Regions from separate parts of the Homo sapiens genome. Here region 1 is linked to region 2. A link is an interaction called in ENCODE POLR2A ChIA-PET data of the cell type or tissue named here. Cell type or tissue: OCI-LY7. All regions are shown on one strand. Region 1 has its middle 13 kb from the start of ABCD3. Region 2 overlaps GCLM (glutamate-cysteine ligase modifier subunit).

The links. Peaks named below come from ENCODE experiments on the same cell type or tissue, not always from the same donor. Only the 100,000 strongest peaks of a DNase experiment are listed, where the experiment ranks them.
Region 1: POLR2A ChIA-PET joins it to region 2 with 5 read pairs; 2 of 35 experiments call an interaction of 5 or more read pairs at or near these places.

The regions. Positions count from the first base shown.
Region 1 is chr1:94,403,923-94,406,422 of GRCh38, reverse strand. It overlaps a transcript of ABCD3 not described here and the pseudogene RPL21P26. Among named protein-coding and RNA genes, the nearest start is that of ABCD3, 13 kb to the left of the region's middle. In OCI-LY7, no CTCF peak of the experiment used is centred here; no DNase peak of the experiment used is centred here.
Region 2 is chr1:93,903,098-93,905,597 of GRCh38, reverse strand. It overlaps GCLM (glutamate-cysteine ligase modifier subunit), which reads left to right. Exons shown (of 7, transcript NM_002061.4): 2 at 1,010-1,075. Among named protein-coding and RNA genes, the nearest start is that of GCLM, 5.1 kb to the left of the region's middle. In OCI-LY7, no CTCF peak of the experiment used is centred here; a DNase peak (open chromatin) is centred at 1,147; H3K4me3 peaks cover 944 bases; H3K27ac peaks cover 1,528 bases.

The DNA of each region.
Region 1 (2,500 bases), 500 kb before region 2:
AACCTATTCCCTATGAATTCATGGCATAGTAAGTGTAAAACAACAACAACAACCCACTGGACTGTAAAAAAAAAAAAAAAAACAAAACAAAATACTATAAAGACTCTATCATTAAAACAGTGTGGTACTAGTACATGAATAGACAGATCGACAGAATGGAAAGTCCAGAAATGGAGACAAGTGCATATAAAAATTTAGTGTATGATAAAGGTAATATCCCTTCTCACTCAGGCAAATATAGTTGTTTTTTTTTTTAATAAATGGTGTTGAGATCGCTGGATAACCATTTGAAAAAAAGTTAAATTCCTTCCTCAGACCATACACAGGAATAAACTCCACATGGATCACAGATATAAATGTGGAAAATAAAATTACACAAGTACAACAAGAAAACATGGGTAAATACCTCTGTAATCTAGATATCAGAAAAGGTTTTCTGTTACTAAAAATTCAAATGCACTAAAAGAAAAAATTGATAAATATAATTTTTAAAAATTTCTAAACTTTGGCATGCCAAAAACCATAAGCAAAGTCAAAAGGCAAACAACAAACTAGAAGAAAACATTTGCAGCCTACATTGCAAATAAAAAATCAGTATCCCTAACTGATAAAGAACTTATAAAACTTAAGGAAAAAGACCAAAAATCCTACAGAAAAATAGGCAAATGACAAGAACAGACAATTTACAAAAAGAGATACAAAAGCTGGTCTTTAAACACGTTGGAAGATGTTCAACATCGCTCCTAATAAAGAAATGCAAGATAAACTATACTAAAGTCAGTTTCTCACCCACAACTTTAGCAAAAAAATTCAAAAGCTTGATAATGGCGGTGTCTCATGCCTGTAATCCCAGTACTTTGGGAGGCCGAGGCAGGTGGATCACCTGAGGTGGGGAGTTCAAGACCAGCCTGACCAACATAGAGAAACCCTGTCTGTACTAAAAATACAAAATTAGCCAGGCGTGCATGCCTGTAACCCCAGCTACTCGGGAGGCTGAGGCAGGAGAATTGCTTGAACCCAGTAGGCGGAGGTTGTGATGAGCCAAGATGGGGCCATTGCACTCCAGCCTTGGCGACAAGAGTGAAACTCCGTCTCAAAAAAAAAAAAAAAAAGCTTGATAATGTTACTATGTGGCAAGGTATGGAGAAAATAAATACCCTCATGCATTGCTGGTAGGAATGAAAAGCAATTGAGGGGAATTTGGCTACACAGATTCAAATATAAAACTATACAGGCATTTACCCTAGAGTGTTACCTTTTGGAATTTACATATACTAGGAAGTAGATACACACCCAAAAATACAAAAATGCAATATGCACAAGATTATTTTGAAATAGCATAATATTGAACACAAACCAACTGTTCAAGTATAGGACACTAATTAATCTTTGGTATATACACATAATGAGTTCTATGCAGCTACACAAACTATAATAGGGAAGATTTCTTTTCTGTTTGTTTTTTTTTTTCTTTTTTTTTTTTTCGAGATGGGTCTCGCTCTGTCACCCAGGCTGCAGTGCAGCGGCGCAATATCAGCTCATTGCAACCTCCGCCTCAAAATAGGGAAGATTTCTAGGAACTGAAATGAAATAATTTCCAGGAGGTATAATTAAGTTTTTTATAAAAGCAAAAGAGCTTATGAAGGATGCTAACTTTAACATATGAAAGAAGGGAAAATAAAGATATATACATATATTTATTTAACTTTGCGAAAAGTAATACTAGATGAAAAATCAGATAACAATGAAATTTGTGACCTACAAGGGGATGCAGAAATAGAATGGAAGGGATGTAAAAGAGTAACACTTCTCTGAGACTATCTTTTTGCATAAGCTTGACTCTTGGAAGCATGATTACATTCTACATATTCAGAAATGAAATTCAATGAATAAGAATAAGAAGGAAAAAATGAAAAACTGAAAGCAAACCACAACAAATGAAACTGATTTTATTTCATATTAATACCATAACCACACTGGAGAGAAAAAACAAGAGAGCCAAAGATGGAAGAGAGGAAAGAAGGAAGGAATCCATGTAGCTTATGAACATAATATTTGACTATACATCCTCAGTCTTGTGCAGGGTTGTGGATAAGGAAGAATTACACATGAACCCTGAACTCATTATAGTAGACTTGTTTATTCTAGTATTATGGGCAAAGTAATTCTTAAACTGTTTAAGAATTTTATTTTGGATTGATCAAATGAGCAAAGGTATTGATGTTGTTGGGATCTAGAGTTATCACTGACGAAGAAGGGACAAAAAAATTATGGAGTAGGAGAAAACCAAAAAGAATTCTGAGGGGGATGGATTGCAACTGGAAACCTCAGATGTGATTGTATAATTTGTAAAATATGTATGTGGTATGTGTATGTGTGTATATGTGATAAGTATGCATGTATATGTACTTACAGGTATACATTTGTATACTAGTGTGTATACATTTACATATTTCTTTGTTCTGTCCACTGAAAAGACCAAGAAACAAAGTCTGGTAGC
Region 2 (2,500 bases):
AGAAAACATGGAAGATAGGTTAGAGGTGCACCTAAATGTTACGAAATGACTTCTGGAGTGTCATACAAGTTGAGTTCTGCAAGATATGTCTATCCTGGTGGTTCTCAGACTTTAGAGTACGTAGATAAAGTACTCTCCTTAGGATGCTTGTTAAAATGAAAGTCCAAACTGCTCTTGGAGAATGATTCAGTGGGTCTAGGATTAGGCTCAGGAGTCTGAAATTTTAATAAACAGCACAGGTGAATCTGAGGTAGGATTTACCAGCCACACTTATTCTCTAATAATTTAATTTGTTTGTCTTTGAGAAATGTAGCATAGTTGTGATATGAATTCTAGTCAGACAGCCTGGGCTTGACTCCAAGTTCCTTTGTTTATAAACCTTATTTTTGTTTCTTTATGAATGCCTTTTTTTTTTTTTTTTTTTGGAAATAGAGTCTTGCTCTGTTGCCCAGGCTGGAATGAAATGGCATCATCTCAGCACACTATAACCTCCACCTCCTGGGTTCAAGCAAAATTGTCCTGCCTCAGCCACCCGAGTAGCTACTACAGGCTTGCACTACTAGGCCCACATGATTTTTGTATTTTTAGTAGAGACAGGGTTTCACCATGTTGGCCAGGCTGGTCTTGAACTCCTGACCTCAAGTGATTTGCCCCCCTCAGCCTCCCAAAGTGCTGGGATTACAGGCATGAGCCACTATACCTGGCCTATGAATGCTTTTGTGTCTCAACAGTTAGCTTAAATTTTCACTGGTACAAAAAAAGCTTTAAAGTAATTAGACAACTTCTTTAGTTCAAGAACATTTGAGAAACAAGAGTAGGATGAAAACAGGCCTGAATTTATGTATGTTGAAGGAAACAAAAACCTTGTAGGATTAAAATTGGGGTTTGTATGGTATTTCCTGTTGCTATCTTTTTTTTCCTGCTTATCAAATTAATATATTCTTATTGTAGAAGTACAGAAAAGTATATAGACTTTGATTAACAGTTTCAAAATGCATTCCTTTTGCAGCTTCATGATTGTATCCAAAAAACCTTGAATGAATGGAGTTCCCAAATCAACCCAGATTTGGTCAGGGTAAGTGAAATGTGAATGCAAAAATCATGCAGGTCAAAAAGGAAGTAAAGTAAACAGGAAGTTAATTTCTTCAGTTTTGTGAGGGAAGTCAAATAGGCAATTAGCCATAAACTCTCTGTGGTTGATTTGCTGAGACGGCACTCTGATCCAGTAGGCTTATGCATAAAACAGAAAATCTAGACCGTAGGCAACTCTTTAACCAGACAAGATACTAGGATTCTCATGCTTAATTCTCACCATGGTTTCCTCACTATCAGTGTTTTATTTCAGTTTATATTTGGTCTAGGAGAGGAATGATTATCAATTGTGATTGGTAGATTGCTTTAGTAGACTCAACATCACTAGAAGTAATTTTTCAAATGTCAGTTTCTGATGAAACAATAAGGAACTGTGTTCCACTAAATGTCAGTATATGGCTACTATCATAAATGTTAATGTTCAAAACCCTAAAACACATTTTGAAATCCAACTCAGTCAAAGGCTCACAGCACATTACTTAGGCTACTTTAAAAGTATGGAAAAGGACATGTGCTGGAAATACTGGTTCCCCTGGGCATACTGCAACCATGTAACTCTATAGCTACTATATAGACATTGAGTTATGGTTTTTTTTAAATCAATCTCTGTTTCTCTGAAATGACTGTTTATTCTACTTATGCTTGACTTGTAAACACTTACTGAACCCCTGATACGTGCTGTGAAAGTGCTCAAGAATCATGGGAAAGCCTTTGCCGTTTACTTTGTATGATATTGTAAATGTAAGTTAATATGTATCTGATTTATATGTACTAATATTTTCTCATTATCCTTGTAAATTATTCATTAAAATACATTCAAATAGCCTTTGCTTTTTTCTGCTGCACTCAGGAAAAAAAAAGTTTTGGTTTACAATGCTTGTGATTACAGGCTGGGCGCAGTGGCTCACGCCTATAATCCCAGCACTTTGGGAGGCTAAAGCAGGTAGATCACCTGAGGTCAGGAGTTTGAGACCAGTCTGGCCAACATGGCGAAACCCCATGTCTACTAAAAATACAAAAAAAAAAAAAAAGCCAGGCGTGGTGGTACCCGCCTGTAATCCCAGCTACTCGGGAGGCTGAGGCAGGAGAATCACTTGAACCTGGGAGGCAGAGGTTGCAGTGAGCTGAGATCACACCACTGCACTCTAGCCTGAGCAAGAGAGTGAGACTCTGTCTCAAAAAAATAATAATAATAAAATTAAATAAATAAATAAATAAGAATAAAATGCTTGTGATTATAAAACTAAATATACTATTGTCATAAAATCAGCAATTATGCTCCTTAGTATCTACCCAAAGAAGCTAAGAACTTATTTCCACACACAGACCTATGCATGGATATTTATAGCAGCTCCATTCATAATTGCTAAAATTTGAAGCAACCAAGATGTTCTTCAGTAGGCGAGTG